2 separate regions of the Homo sapiens genome follow, and region 2 is linked to region 1. A link is a loop called in an ENCODE intact Hi-C map of the cell type or tissue named here. Cell type or tissue: CD4-positive, alpha-beta T cell. All regions are shown on one strand. Each heading gives the region's core, and the rest is flanking DNA. Links, peaks and the distances in the headings are about the cores only.

Region 1 (8,336 bases), core at 217-8,216:
TAGGTCCTAATGGTAGAGACCTCGTGAATGGGATTAGTGCCCTCATAAAAGAGGTGGTCCCAGAGAGTTAGCTTGCTCTTCCCACCATGTGAGGACACAGCAAGAAGGCACTACCTATGAAGAAGCAGGCCTTTACCAGCCACCAAATCTACCAGCACCTTGATCTTGGACTTCCCAGCCTTCAGAATTGTAAGAAATAAATTTCTGCTGTTTATAAGCCACCTAGTCTATGGTATTTTGTTACAGCAGCTGGAGCAGAGTAAGACACCACTGAACTATCTAAGATCACATAGTGTAGAAGCCAGATGTTTAGACTGTAAATCCTATCTCTTTTTCATTATTTCCCCCTTACCTGCTCTAGTGACATGCCCTTATTAGAAAGAATTTATTTAACAATTTTTTTTTGGCCAGGCACAGTGGCTCACGCCTGTAATCCCAGCACTTTGGGAGGTTGAAAAGGGTGGATCACCTGAAGCCAGGAGTTTGAGACCAGCCTGGCCAACATGGTGAAACCCTGTCTCTACTGAATTTTTTTTTTTTTTTTTTTTTTTTGGGACTGCTACATGCCAGAGTTTGCTGAGTACTGGAGGATAAAGTTGTGAATATGACAAACATTGTTCCTGCCTTTATGGAAACACTTTCTAATGGGGGAGACAGACAAATAAAAAGAAAGAAAATAGGCAAATAAAATAATTGCAAATTGCTAGGAAATAAATAATTTATAAACTGCTAGGAAAGAAAGATAAGAGAAAATAAGGCAGTTCTATGACTTTTTTTTTTCCTCAAGGCTGAATCTTGCTGTTACCCAGGCTGTAGTGCAATAGTGCGATCTTGGCTCACTGCAACCTCTGCCTCCTGGGCTCAAGAGATTCTCCTGCCTCAGTCTCCCAAGTAGCTGGGATTACAGGTGTGCACCACCACACCTGGCTAATTTTTTGTAGTTTTAGTAGAGACAGGGTTTCACTATGTTGGCCAGGCTGGTCTCAAACTCCTGACCTCATGATCTGCCTGCCTCGGCCTCCCAAAGTGCTGGGATTACAGGTGTGAGCCACCACACCTGGCTCAGTTCTATAATATTTTAATTAGGCTTCCAAACTCTCATCTCTCCCATTGCTACTTTTCTGGTTCCTGAAGACGATCACTTCTTAAGGACCCACCTTCTAATAGCTCCAATAAGGAAAACCATAGATGATACTTTGTAAATGCAAATAATTCCCTGAATGCACCTCTATTTTATTCATCTAAATATATAGTAAACAATTCAAGCTAGATTTGGACATTTAGAATCAAAGATGTAATCTAGTGATCCCTCATTTGGACCACAAATGAGATAGATCTTTACATTAATGTATGACGGATTTAGGTTAGACACAATGAAGAACTTTGCAGCAAAAGTTCAGTGGAACAGGTACCTGAGGGAGTGTATCAGTCAACTTTACTAAAATAATGCTGCATAACAACTAATCTAAAATCTCAGAAATTTATAACATTTATTTTTTGCTCACAGGTTTGTGGATTGGCTGCAGTGATTCTGTTCAGGTTGTGAATCTTGTTCAGGTCTGCTCCATGTAACTTCTCATTCTGGGACTCAGGCCGAAGTGACAAGGGCATGCTCTTCTCGTGGCAAAGGGTAGAGGTGCAAGAGACCAAGCTTAACCAAGCAAGTAGAGTTAAAGCCTCTGTTTACATTCCATTGGCTAAAACAAGTCACATGGCTAGACCCATCATCAATGGAGTGGGGAAGTTTGCTCCCCCAACGGAGGGAAATAGAGAAGAATGAATGTTTGCTGAGCAATAATACACTCCACCACAGGGAGGTTATGGAGTTTCCTTCACAAGTGGTCTTTACAAATAGAAGAGGTTGTTATCTCTCTGGGTTCCTCTGGGTACCATATTACCTGAAGTATAGCAAAGGAAGACCAGAAGACATGATTTCTTAAAGATGCCTGTTTTGGTACAAGGGCAATGTAATTTGTGTTTGATATCTGGTTGCCACTGAATCCCCTTTTCCTTTTCCACCAGAGCTGTGCCATGGGGGTGATTTCCAGGCCAAGTCTTAATATCAGAGTCTCTGCATGATTGTATACAAGTGACAGTCACACAGCAAACATAAATACAGATGGCTCTGATACCATCGGGGAACAGTATTCCTGCCATCGGGCCAGTTTTGTCTGCTGCTACAGTGCAGTTAACTCTGGAATGAAATTGGAAAACTAACTGATGGTCAGAGAGGACTGGAAAGATTTTCATTTGTAACTGAGACAGGCAGGGCTCAGCAAAAGGTGATGCAAGAGCAGATTTTACCATAGGCTCAGTAAATCCAGCTAACAAACATGCATGCATTGTATTGAATCACTTAAGGATCTAAATATTTGAATGTATTCAAATGGAAAGACGTGATTGTGCACTCACACCCTCAGCAGTTTTTGACTCCAAGGCTTCATATTCTGTACCCTTTGCACCCTTGGTGATAACCTTTCCTTCTTCTACCTCAGTGTGCTCATTCTCCCTCTTCTCCCTCCCCAATATCTGTTATCAGGAACTCCTTAGGTCCTACTGAAAGTATAGTCCCCAGACCAGCAGTAGCTGGTCTCAGGTGCATCACCTGAGAGCCTGTTAGAAATGCAAATTTTGGGGTGCATTCCCCAGACTTGCTGAATCAGAATCTCTGGGTTTGAGGTGGGGAACAGTTGTCTCAGGAAATTGTGTTTTCATAAGCTCTTCAGATGAGAAGTTAAGCACATACACAGAAGTTTGAGAACTAGGGCAATTCTGACTCAGTAGGTCTGGGTGAAAGCCATGACCTGCGTTTCTAACAAGCTTGCAGATGATACTGATGCTGCTGTCTGTGGACCACACTTTGAGTAGCGCTGCTTTAGAACTCAATTACATACACATGAAATGATGGCCAACAGTTAAAAGCCTTACTGGTCCTAAGTGGATAGGATCAAAGTCTTAGTGAATAAAATGAGCCACTAATGGTGGAATTTTACGCAACAGCCACCAGGTTTTTTTTAAAGTATGTTTTGAGCCGGGCATGGTGGTTCACACCTGTAATCCCAGAACTTTGGGAGGTCGAGGCAGGCGGATCACTAAAGGCCAGGAGTTTGAGACCAGCCTGGCCAACATGGCGAAACCCCATCTCTACTAAAAATACAAAAATTAACTGGGTGTGGTAGAGTGTGCCTGTAATCCCTGCTACTCAGGAGGCTGAGGCAGAAGAATTGCTTGAAGCCAGAGGTGGAGGTTGCAGTGAGCCGAGATTGCGTCACTGTACTCCAGCCTGGGCAACAGAGCAAAACCCTGTCTCAAAAAAAAAAAAAAAAAAAAAGGAAATGTATATTTTGGTCAGAGGGTGGGCCTGGAGCCTCTGAAGCCACACTGTGTGTGATTACCTTCCATCCCACATACAGAATCCATCCTGTCAATGGATGATTAAAGAATGAATGTAGCACGGGGGGAAAGCACTGGGCTGGGAGTGAGGAAATCTGGGTTCCAGTTCTTGCGCTGTCACTGAGATTGTGCACGTGGTTGGGTCCCTTACCTCTCTCATACTCATCTATATAACTGAAAAAATGAACTGATGAGAGATACACAATCTCCAGCATCCCTGCCCCACTGTGCCCACTTTTTCGCCTTGGTTTTTCAAAAATGTTTGTGGGTAAATAGTAGGTGTATACACTTATGAGGCACATGAGATATTTTGGTACAGGCATGCAATGTGTAAGAATTATATCATGGAAAATGGGTATCCATCCCCTCAAGCATTTATCCTTTGTGTTACAAACAATACAATTATACTCTTAGTTGTTTCAAAATGTACAATTAAAGTATTATTGACCATAGTCCCCCTGTTGTACTATCAAATATTAGGTCCTATTCGTTTTTTCTATTTTTTTTTTTTTTGTGCCCATTAACCACCCTACCTCCCCCTCAGGCCCCCCACTACCCAGCCTCTGGTAACCATCCTTCCACTATCTCCAGGAGTTCAATTGTTTTCTTAGATCCCACAAATAAGTGAGAATATGCGATGTTTGTCATTTTCCATCTCTTTAAAAATTATACAAGGTTATGATTACCTTAGCAAAGATTTCCTTTCCAGACGAGTAAGCGAGTCTCAAAAAATGGTAAACCAAAGCTGCAGAATTGAGGGCCCATAGAGTTGAATGCTGTGAACCATGAGTAGAGTTGCGCCCGACTCTAACCATCCCACCACACCCGCCTTAGTGCCTACTCAGGGTCGGGGTCTCCACTTCCCACTTCCTAACTGGGTGACTTGGGGCAAATTACTCTCTCTCCTGGAACTGTGGTTTTCTATTCCATAAAATGAAGATGAAAATAACACCTACCTAATAGGGTTGTTGTGAGGTTTAAAATCATTAATACATGTCAAGTGCTCAGGACAGTGTCTGGCACGAGAAGAGCATTCGATAAATGTCAGGGACTATTATTACTCCAGGAGGAGGAGGGGCCGCCCTCATCAGCCCCCGCCACAGACTGTTGAAATCTCAAGCCCAAGCTGCAGGTCTTCCTCTGTCCTGTAGGTGGCGCCTCCCCGCGTTGAGCGTGCCACCTGCGTCCTGGAGCGCTTCGAGAAAGCGGAAAGAAGTAAGTTTTCACATCTCTGCTCAGTTCAGGATTGCTAGAGAGGAATCTTCTGCAGTCACCTGAAGCCTGTGCCCAGGACAACCAGGTTTTGGGATCCGATTTCCTTCCTGGAGTGGCTTTAAATCCATTTCTCGCTGCACCCCACCCCCATCACCTGGGCGCCTCCCCTGCACCTGCAACCCAGAAAGACTCCTCCGAGGATTGCACTCCCAGCACCTGAGGTAGGCAGTTGAGTGGGAGTTTCTTTGCTGCTCGGTTAAAATGACAAGTTGGTACACGAGTGCTTAATGAAAGATGCTGGAAACCTCCTTGGAGATCAGAAAAATCGCCTCTCCGAGCTGACAGCCAGGCCATCTGCATTCCCGCATTCCTATTAATTCCTTAACAATAAACGACAGGAGCGCCTAGAGGGTTAACAGCTTAATTTAATCTCTGAGATTCCTTCCTGGAGCATTGAGAATTAGAAAGGCATTTACACAACGTAATCTGCACACCTGATTTTTCCTCACTTGATGTGTCTGGGACTAGTCACACCCATTTCTGACACATCTCCAGACAGAGGCTCTGCCTCTCTGGCTGATGACTGCATAGTCGCCACAGGTTGCTGTGGACTCTGAACCACGTGACTGGACTCTTAGTGTCACAAGATCTGGCTTCTTAGCAGCTGCCCCCATAGTTGCTTTACATTATGTTCCCAGGGCCTTTCAGGGACAGGAAGGTCCCCAAATAGAGATAGAAAGGTGGTGCCCAGTTGGGAGTGAATTTCCTTCCCTTGTGGGAAGCAAGGCAAAAATGGGAAGAGGTACGTGGTAGCAGCAACCAGCTTGGAGAGCTGTGAGGTCAGATTTTGAGAGTCCCTGGCAGATTGAGAACTATGCTTTGGAAATGCTTGACTCTAATGCCAGTCCTCTCATTTTATGGGTAAGGAAACTGAGACTTGGAAATGTCTAATAAATTTGTTTAGGCCCTATGTCCAGGTAATGTCAAAGCCCCAAAGTAGAATTCAGGTCTTTTTACTCCTGGACAAATATTTGTTTCACGATAAGGTTGGCAAATAGATTTCATCTTGCATGGTAACTCCCATCATAGGCTGGTAGGGGCTGCCCAGGGCCCTATGGGCTTCTCAGGGTATGTCCAGGCATAGCAGGAAAAGCCTCAGTGACCATTTGAAGATGTCTTCCAGGAACAGGGAAGGAGCAAAGGTGCCAGATATTTGCTATCCCTGCATTTTTCATGCTGTTTCCTTCAGGTTAAAGCATTTAAAGGCTCTATTAAAATGGAAATGTTAGCTGGGAGGGGTAATGCATTAAGCCATTATCTGTCATTAACACCTTGGGTAAAATACATTGAAGATTAGTTTGCTAGTTGCCCAGCAGGTCCCTGGAGGAATGACAGTTTTGACCCAGATAGGGGCCAGGGAAATGACACACAGCCCTGCCCATAGGGGTGCAATATTTGGAGGCCCACTGCAGATAGGAGTTAGGTTGAACACACTGGATATCTAGTGGAAAGAACTCTGAGGGACCAAGTTAGGGAAAGAAGTGACCCTGAAGACATTTTTGCACAATTCTCTCTTGGTTTACCTTGTATAACACAGTTTCTACCAGTCACATTGCTTGATCCTTCGTCTCTCCACCTGTAAAATAAAATTAAAATTTTAAATACCAATGCTTGGCTCCTACCCCAAGCCAATTAAATCAGAATGTCCAGGAATGGGACCCTGCTCTCCCTTTCCCCCAACACTTCTCTATAGAACATTCTGGTCTTGGTATTAGTCATCGTACTGAAACAGGAAATTTTCCTTGACCCCTTCATGGACCTTGCAACAGGGGTGCCTCAGTTACTTAGCCCCCAGCTCTCAATCCCTCACAGGAGGGGGAGCACACAAGTGAGCAGGTGCAGGAGCCAGAGTGACTGCTTTTGGGTGCTGGCAGGAGCAAAACTGTGCAGCCCTGCAGCAGCATCTGTGGGGGTACCCGCAACCTCTGAAGACCCAGAGGGCATGTGTTACAGTGTGCTCTTTTAGCTTTTCTGTCCATGAATGGCTTAAGTGTTAACAGCTCAGTGGAGGGTCAGTGTGACAACCTTTTGCACCCATACCTGAGTCCTTGCAACCAAGGTTGCATGAAAAAATTGAAGGGTGATGAATGCGGAGAATTTTATTACTGATGAAAGTGGCTCCCAGCAGGATGGGGAGCTGGAAGGGGGATGGAGTGGGAAGGTGATCTTCCCATGGAGTCCAGCAGTCCCCTGCTGTACACTTCTCCTAAGTCCCACCATCAAGCCATTCCTCTGAAGTCAAGCTGTTTCTTTCCAATGTCTGGCTACTTCTTCTCTTCTCTCCTTCTTTGCCATCTGCCAGTTGGGCCAGGGGATTTAATGGGTACAGGATGAGGGGTGAGACAGGTCATGGTGATTTTGGAAAAGGCAACATTTGAGCAAGAAAATAGGAATGCATGCTCTCACTTTGGACCGCGGTTCTAGGCTTGAGGGTGGGGCTTCGCCAGGGACCCTGCCCTTTTCTGCCGAGAATTTCCCTGCTTCCTGCCCCTACCAATACCATCCTGTCCTTATCCACACACTAACATATTTTATGTACTTACAATGATATAGATTCTGTATCATTTTATATTTTGAATGTGTCAAAATGCAGAAGCAGGTAACAAAAAACTAAAAGTGTCAATAAAAGTTCTTACTCTCTCACAAAATAAGAAATGTAGAGGTCTTATTTTGGTTCATCAGCTGAAAAATGCTATGACTGACCAGGCTTCCTTCATCCTTTTGCTTTTCTACCTTCAGTGTTGGCTCTTGGTCTCTAGGCTTGCATGGTTGCCATGGTTGAAGAAATCATGTGCTCATACAACTATATTCATAGACATGAATGAAAGAGTAGGAGCCTCATGCATACTCGTCTTTTTAACTAGAATAAAAATGTCCTCAGACGTCTCCCAGTAGTCTTCCCCTTCCTCTCCTTGGCCAGAACTGTGTCATGTGGCCTAATATAATCTGAATGTTTGTGTCCCTTCAAAATTCATAAATTGAAATCTAATCCCCAATGCAATATTTTAAGAGGTAGGGCCTTTAGGAGGCGATTAAGTCATGATGGTGGAGCTTTGTACCTTTGTAAAAGAGGCCCAAGGGAGCTTGTTCACTCCTTCCATCATGTGAAGAAGCAGCAAGAATGCACCACCTATGAAGCTGAGAACACGCCTTCATCTGAATCTGCTGGTACGTTGATCTTGGACTTCCCAGGCTCCAGAACTGTGAGCAATAAATTTCTCTTGTTATGAATTATCCAGTCCGAGGTATTTTGGTGTAGCAGCATGAATGGACTAAGACAAGGCCATTCCTAGTTGTAAGGGAAACTGAGAAAGCAATAATCTGGTTTTTCAGTCTCTGTCGTGAGAAGCAGCTCTGCCAGAAGTATATTTGAGAAGCAGTAAGTATATTTGAGAAAACATGGAACAAAATTAAATATCTATAACAGCATTTGAGGACTTAAATGCAGCTGCTACTTTATATACTACTTTCTTTACCAACTAAAGCCATTTTCTTCATATCTGTGGTTCTAGCTCCTGAGACCACAACTTCCTACCTAGGCAGGAAGTATAAAAGAAGATCAAGGCCATTTAGATGTGTTTGTTAATTTGTGCTGTGACTATAAATGTCTTCCTGAACAGCAGACTCTTGTCATCTGGGATCTGATTCCTCCACTTCATCTTGCTAAC
Region 2 (8,336 bases), core at 1-8,000, 51 kb after region 1:
TTTTTGGTAGAGATGGGGTTTCGCCATGTTGGCCAGACTGGTCTCAAACTCCTGACCTCAAGTGATCTGCCCGTCTCAGCTTCCCAAAGTACTGGGATTACAGGCACAAGCCACCGTGCCCGGCCTCACTTATTTATCTATTCAACCATTTATTGATATAAGTATGGAATCGTGCATACTTATTTTATACTTTGGGTTATAATCCAATATTACTTTATTTTGTTGTGGAAATTGTTCCAGTTTTGGCCACTGGGAGCTCTTTCAGTTGGTTCCTGTGCCCCTTTCTTTTTTTTTTTTTTTTTTTTTTTGAAATGGAGTCTCGCTCTGTCGCTCTGTCACCCAGGCTAAAGTGCAGTGGTGTGATCTTGGCTCACTGCAACCTCCACCTCCTGGGTTCAAGCGATTCTTGTGCCTCAGCCTCCCAAGTAGCTGGGATTACAGGTGCCTGCCACCACACCCCACTAATTTTTGTATTTTTAGTAGAGACCAGGTTTCACCATGTTGGCCAAGCTGGTTTCAAACTCCTCACCTCAAGTGATCCGCCCACCTTGGCCTCCCAAAGTGCTGTGATTACAGATGTGAGCCACTACGCCCGACCTCCTGCGCCCCTTTTGACATGTCCCATCAGTGTCTGTGTGCTTGTGTGTGTGTGTGTTTTCAGCACTTCCTTACTTTCTGACACTACAAGATCCTTTAGGCTCATCTTATATATTTCCTTCCCCAGTCCTAGAATCAGCCATTTTCTAAGGAGCCTAGGTTCCTTTTATTGAAGATTGGTACTAGAAATCAAGATGTTTGTGCTAGGTATGCTCCTTGTTACTGTGATGTCATTTCTTTTAGGTCCTCTTAGCTGACAAAGCAAGGAAATACACGTGTATGTATTAATAATAACCTGATTTATATGTTTCTATATATAACCAACTGTATCTGTGTAAAGTGAAACATGGGCTCTTACTGATGTCTCCAATTCTAATTCATTACCACATGGATCATTCTAGACTCTTCGCCTTGCTATTCTTGCTACCTTTTCCCCTCCTTTCCACTCCAACAGTGAGAAACCTGGCACCCACCATTCATCATCCATTTACTTAATTGTTCAATTACAGTAAACATGTATAGCGGTATAAGAATTGTTAACCCATACACCCATGGCAAACAACTTTATTGACTAGAGTTCAGTGTTTATGTTCAGTTCCTTTTGCCTGTAGTCTTGCAAATTCTGCTCATTTCCAAAGCTACTTAGGTCAGCGCCTTTTCCCTTTCCCCTTCAGTGAATTTATTTCTTAGATTTGTAATACAGTTAGATTACGTTGTTACAGTTTACATTCTTTCTTGAAATCTCCTAACCTCCTAAATGACTTCTTGAAATTTGCAGGCATTAAGGCTCACTCTGTGTTTTAAAGTTCTATAGGTTTCAACAAATGCATGATGTCATGTATCTGCCATTATAGTATGATACGGTATAATTTCACTACCCTAAAAATCCCTTATGCCTTACCTGTTTATCCCTCGCCCACTCCTGAACTCTATCTTTTTCTAGCTTGAGAGTTCATTCCTTTTTTTTTTTTTTTTTTTGAGACAGGATCTTGCTCTATCACCCAGGCTGGAGTGCAGTGGCACAATCTCGGCTCACTGCAACCTATGCCTCCCTGTTCAAGCAATTCTTCCACCTCAGCCTCCCTAGTAGCTGGGACTACAGGTACGTGCCACCATGCCCAGCTAATTCTTTTTTGTATTTTTGGTAGAGACAGGGTTTCACCATGATGCCCAGGCTGGTCTTGAACTCCTGGGCACAAGTGATTTGCCCGCCTCGGCCTCCCAAAGTGCTGGGATTGTAGGCGTGAGCCACCATACCCAGCTGAGAGTTCTTTTTAATGCTGAATAATATTCCAGGGTATGGAGGTGTCACAGTTTGTTTATCTATTCACCTATTGAGGGACATTTTGGTTGCTTCCACTCTTTGGCAATTATGAGAAAATGTGTTATGAACATTCACTTGCAGATTTTTGTGTGGACATAAATTTTTAGCTTAATTGGATAAATACTTAAGAGTATGACTGCTGGATCTTATGGTAAGACTATCTTGGTTGCACCACTTGCTAGGTGTGTAACCTGGGAGCAAGTTTCTTTACCCAGAAAATGGAACAGCAGTATCTACCCCATAGGTAGCTCAGCCTATCCTGATGTGACATGATCTGATGTATATGTTAGGAAAGATTTTATTTTAAAAAGGTTGGTCACTTAGTGGAAAACCCATCAGGTTGATGGGGAGCTTGGTTAAATAGAGAGGTGACCTATCGAGGGAACTTGTTAAGTCTCTTTGCTGTTCAGTAGTGAGTAGTGAAGTACAGCAGTGAAGTTGCTCAGGCACCTGCAGATCACATTCACTGTGAGTAGCACCATTTTCTAAATTGAAGGGCAAATGTATTGTATATTGGTCTACAGTTTCTTTCCTTAGTATCTTAGTCATAAAGTTTTGGCATTGGGGAATACTTCTGTTTTACTACAGTTTTGTCACTAGTAGATATAAATACCATTAGATGACATTTTTGCCATTTATCAGGAAATTTTTTAGATTTTTTAACCTATTAAAGAAATATACAATGAAACAATAGTATTGAAACATCTTTACATTCCCAATATAAGCTTTACATTAATATTTTAATGTATTACTAAGTTTGATTTACTAGTATTTTATATAGGACTTTTGTCTCTCTACTAACCTTAAACTGATTGCTTTCTGTGCTTTTAGAACTAGGGTTATGGTAGCTTTTACCAAATATTTGAACTTTTCCTCTTTTTGTATGCTCTGGGATAGTTTATATAGAATGAGAATTATTTATTACTCAAAGGTTTGAAAGACATGTATAAAACTATCTAAACTTGAACTTAATAAATAAAAAACATTTCGGCAACTTTCTTTCCCCCTGCTTATTAGCTTATTCAGAATTCAGGTTTTTCATTTCTCAATTTAGTTTTAGAAATTTATATTTTTCTCAGCAACTTTTCATTGAGATTTTCAAATTTATTTGCCTGGTGTTTTATTTTGTTTACATGGCACTTTATTTTTCAAAATATCTTTTTAAAGAGATAAAATGATTCTTGTTATCACAAAACTTAAATTATATATAAAAGTACAAAGAAAGAAATTAAAAGCACTTGAACTCTTACCACTTTTGTAAAGTATTTCATGATCTTTCTAAAAATTTTGTTTTTGCTCCTTTTTACTCTGCCTAATTTTTGTATATTTGTGCTTTCTCTCCTTCTTCTTGATTGCATTTACTAATGGTTTATCATTTACTGGATTCCCCCCCCTCTGAAAAATTCCAGCTCTTACACTTACACTTATGTAGCATTTATATATTCCTCCCCTGCCTTTTTTTTTTTTGGAGACAAAGTCTCACTCTGTTGCCCATGCTGGAATGCAGTGGCATGATCTCAGCTCACTGAAGCCTTCATCTCCTGGGCTCAAGCAATCCTCTTGCCTCAGCCTTCAAAGTAGCTGGGACTACAGACATGCGCCACCATGCCTGGCTAATTTTTGTATTTTTCTGTGGAGTTTCATCATGTTGCCCACGCTGGTCTCGAACCCCTGGGCTCAAGCAGTTTGCCTGCCTGGGCCTCCTAAAGTGTTGGGATTACAGGCGTGAGCCACTGCACCTGGCCTTTCCCCGCTATTTTTAAGGCTTATGATTTTTACCCACTAAGTTGTACAATGGAACTCTTTAAAAAAAATAAAACCGTATGTGAAATCCTGGCATATAAAAGCCAAGCACTTGTGATTAAATCAAAGGGGAGTGAGGAGAAGGGAATTTCCCACTCTTTTTCTTTCTTATCAGAGGCTTGTGAATCCAGAGAGCACTGTTAGAAAACCATTGTTCTGATACACTAATTTCTGCTTTTATCTTTATTGTTTCCTTCCTCCTTTTCCCCATAGACTTGTTTTATTGTTCTGTTCTGACTTCTTGAGTTTGGTGTTTATTGCATTTACTTATGTTCTTTCTTATTTAACATCGAAAATATTTAAGTCTATGAATTTGTCACTCCATGATGCTGGTCATATCTTGTAACATTTTATATAGGCTGTTTTCTCCTAAGTGGTAATTATAATTTTTGAGTTTCTCTTTGACTCATAATATATGTAGGAGTATGTGTTTTTAATGTTTAAGTGTAGAGGGGTTTGTTTACTCTTTTTAATATCAAGTTCTGGTTTTATTTCACTGTGGTAATAAAATAAGATCTTTCTAGGCCAAACACGATGGCTCATGCCTGCAGCACTTTAGGAGCTGAGGCAGGAGGATCTCTTGAGCCCAGGAGTTCAAGACTAGCCTGGGCAACATGGTGAAACCCTATCTCTACAAAAAATTTTTAAAAATTGGTTGGGCACAGTGGCTTACACCCGTAATCCCAGCACTTTGGGAGGCCGAGGCGGGCGGATCACTTGAGGTCAGGAGTTTGAGACCAGCCTGACTAACATGGGGAAACCTCGTCTCTACTAAAAATGCAAAAATTAGCTAGGCATGGTCGTGGGCACCTTTAATCCCAGCTACTTGGGAGGCTGAGGCAGGAGAATCACTTGAACCTGGGAGGCGGAGGTTGCAGTGAGCCGAGATCGCACCACTGCACTCCAGCCTGGGTGACATAAGTTAGACTCCATCTCAAAATAAATAAATAAATAAATTAGGGAGACATGAGCCTTTAGTCCCGGCTACTTGGGAGGCTGAGGTGGGTGAATCACTTGAGCCCGGGAGGTTGAGGCTGCAGTGAGCCGTGATTGTGCCACTGCACTCCAGCCTGGGTGACAAGGCAAGACCCTGTCTCAAAAAAAAAAAGAAAAAAAAATTTCTAATTTTAAATTTTTAAGAAATTATTGATTTTCCTGTAATTCAGTGTTTAATCAATATTTATAAATTTTCCTTGGTAGTTTGTAAAGTTTGTATGCTGCTTTTGTTGTTGTTTTTTTGTTTGTTTGTTTTTTTGAGACGGAGTCTTGCTCTGTCGCCAGGCTGGAGTGCAGTGGCATGATCTCGGCTCACTGCAACCTCCGCCTCTCAGGTTCAAGCGATTCTCCTGCCTCAGCCTCCCATGTGGCTGGGACTACAGATGTGTGCCACCACGCCCGACTAATTTTTGTATTTTTAGTAGAGATGGGGTTTCACCATGTTGGCAAGGATGGTCTCGATCTCTTGACTTCGTGATCTACCCGCCTTGGCCTCCCAAAGTGCTGGGATTACAGGTGTGAGCCACTGGGCCCAGCCTGTATTCTGTTTTTAGGTTACAAAGTTTAGTTCACTTCTTACTTCTGTTATCTTTTCTGTTAATTCTATTATTTGAATCCTCTATATCTGCACTGATCATCGTAGTAGCCATTCTCTGTCTGTGGCTATTAAGCATTTGAAATGTAACTAGTCTGAACTGAGATATAAGTGTAAAATGCACACTCGGGGCCAGGCACGGTGGCTCACACCTGTAATCCCAGCACTTTGGGAAACCGAGACGGACGGATAACCTGAGGTTAGTTCAAGTCCAGCCTGGTCAACATGGTGAAACCCCATCTCTACTAAAAATACAAACATTAGCCAGGCATGGTGGCGGGCACCTGTAATCCCAGCTACTCAGGAGGCTGATAGGGGAATCACTTGAACCCAGGAGGCGGAGGTTGCAGTGAGCCGAGATAGCGCCATTGGACTCCAGCCTGGGTGACAAGAGTGAAACTCTGTCTCAAAAAAAAAAAAAAGAAAGAAAGGAAAGAAAAGAAAAGAAAGAAGGAAGGAAGGAAAGAAAGAAAGAAAAGAAAGAAAGAAAGAAAGAAAGAAAGAAAGAAAGAAAGAAAGAAAGAAAGAAAGAAAGGAAAGAGAAAAAAAGAAAATGCACCCTGGGTTTTGAGGATGTATGCCAAAAAAGCAAAATAGCCCAGGAATAATTTTTATATTGGTTACATATTGAAATGATATTTTTGGTTAAATAAAAAATAAATACTATTAAAGTTAATTTCATCCCTCTTTTTAGTACTTTTTAAATGAGGCTACTAGAAAATTTAAAATGAAATGTGTAGCTTCCATTCTGTTTCTGTTGGACACACTCCAAACCATTATTTATTTTTGTCTACTTCATCTATCCAAGACTAGTAGTAACATTAAAATGTTTTTTTTAGTAATTTCTGCTTCTCTCACAGTTTTCATTGTATGTATTTTAGTGCGTTACTTAGCACATAACAGGTCATATCTATTGTGGATTGTACTTTACATCAAATGAAATTACCACCTTTGGCCTTTTAATAATAGTTTCTTTAATTCTATTTCGATATGAATTATTGCCATTCTTGCTTTTAAAAAATCATTTTGCCTAGGATGTTTTGTACACCTCTCTTCTTTTATTTTCAGCTTCATTTATTTCGGATATCTTTTAAATAGTAATTAAACTTGTGTAATTTTTTGATACAGTACAAAAATTTTTGCTTTTAATACAGAAGTCTAACTTTTCACTATTGTCATCTTATTTTATGAGTTCCACTTTTATGCTATTTTGCTTTTCTTTTTTCTATATTTTATTATATTGAATATTTTAAAAACCTTTAATTCTACTTTTATTACATTTACACTTCAAAAAATCATAATTAAACCCATTGTCTTTAATTATCACTGTCAAGGATGAAGTAGTATCCATTGACCCTATGTAAATGTGTAATTTAGTATATATTTTCCTCTCTATTCATTTTCTAACTAGGAATTAGACTATTTTTACATTTTTTACATTGTCTCGCCATACGAATTTTTGTTTTGGTTTTGTTTCTATAGAGTTTCACCCTTCTTGCCCAGGCTGGAGTGCAATGGCATGATCTTAGCTCACTGCAACCTCCACCTCCTGGGTTCCAACAATTCTCCTGCCTCAGCCTCGGGAGTAGCTGGGATTACAGGCATGTGCCACTACGCCCGGCTAATTTTGTATTTTTAGTAGAGATGGGGTTTCTCCATGTTGGTCAGGCTGGTCTTGAACTCCCAACCTCAGGTGATCCGCCCGCCTCGGCCACCCAAAGTGCTGGGATTACAGGTGTCAGCCACCTCACCCAGCCAAGAATTATTTTTGATATTAATATTTTTATAAATTTTAAACCATGTAGACCACAGTGATTTCTATTTTTTTTTTTTTTTTCCGAGACAGAGTCTCACTCTGTCTCCCAGGCTGGAGTGCAGTGGCGCAATCTCAGCTCACTGCACTCTCCGCCTCCCAGGTTCAAGGGATTCTCCTGCCTCAGCCTCCCAAGTAGCAAGGATTACAGGTGTCCGCCATCATGCCTGGCTAATTTTTTTATATTTTTAGTAGAGATGGGTTTTCGCCATATTGGCCAGGCTGGTCTCAAACTCCTGACCTCAAGTGGTCTGCCCGCCTCTGCCTCCCAAAGTGCTGGGATTACAGGCGTTACCCACTGTGCCCGGCTGTGATCTAGATTTAACTTGTTTTGCAGTTTGACATTTATCACCACCTCTTTCTCTTTGTGGATCAGAACATATACTTCAGAAGATTTTCTCCTTCTATATGGCCAAACCAACATCTTGACTATGCTTGGAATTCTTAGAGCACACCATTTTTCCTTTAAAACTTTGTACACGTCTCATCTTCTGATGCTTATTTTGTAGCAAGGCCATTTTGATTTTGTTGTTCTTGTTGCTGTTGTTCTGTAGGTGTCTTATTTTTTCTCTCTGGGTGCTTGAGAGATGTTTTCACTTTCCTTGAAATTTTGAAAGCTCAAAAGGATATGTGTAGGTGTTGTTATTTATACACACACACACACTGATACATATATATATATGTATATATATTTTAACTATGATTTTCAAAGTGTAAATGTAATAAAAAATATTCAATATAGTATTTTGAGACAGAGTCTTGCACTGTCACCCAGCTGGAATGCAGTGGGTTAATCACCGCTCTCTGCAACCTTGAACTCCTGGGCTCAATGGATCCTACTGTCTCAGCCTCCCAAGTAGCTACAGGCGTGCACCACCATGTCCAGTTAATTAAAAACTTTTTTTTTTTTTTTTTGTAGAGACAGGGTCTTGATTTTTGCCCAGGCTTGTCTTGAACTCCTGGGCTCAAGCAGTTCTCCTACCTTGGCTTCCCAAAATGCTGAGATTACAGGTATTTATTTATTTTTTTAAACAGCTTCATTGAGATATAATTCACATACTATACAACTCACACATTTAAAGCATACAACTCAATGGCTTCTAGTATATTCACAGAATTGTGTAACTATCACCACAGTAAATTTTAGAACATTTTCATTACACCGAAAGAAAACCTGAACCTCTTAGCCTTCACTCTCCAATCCCTCT

Evidence for each region. Hi-C counts contacts between places; a loop is a spot of excess contacts. Peaks named below come from ENCODE experiments on the same cell type or tissue, not always from the same donor. Only the 100,000 strongest peaks of a DNase experiment are listed, where the experiment ranks them.
Region 2: it touches region 1 in a loop (4-fold over the local background); 14 of 110 quality-filtered maps call a loop at or near these places.

The regions. Positions count from the first base shown.
Region 1 is chr17:48,453,646-48,461,981 of GRCh38, reverse strand. It overlaps LOC101927166 (a long non-coding RNA gene), which reads right to left. Exons shown (of 6, transcript NR_110804.1): 3 at 7,728-7,869; 4 at 6,709-6,963; 5 at 6,192-6,244. Among named protein-coding and RNA genes, the nearest start is that of SKAP1, 28 kb to the right of the region's middle. In CD4-positive, alpha-beta T cell, for the core only: CTCF peaks have their summits at 4,335 and 4,537 (motif pointing right); DNase peaks (open chromatin) are centred at 4,551, 5,211 and 8,211; H3K4me3 peaks cover 1,061 bases; H3K27ac peaks cover 40 bases.
Region 2 is chr17:48,402,907-48,411,242 of GRCh38, reverse strand. The region is part of intron 1 of SKAP1 (src kinase associated phosphoprotein 1); the gene reads left to right. Among named protein-coding and RNA genes, the nearest start is that of SKAP1, 23 kb to the left of the region's middle. In CD4-positive, alpha-beta T cell, for the core only: no CTCF peak of the experiment used is centred there; a DNase peak (open chromatin) is centred at 3,802.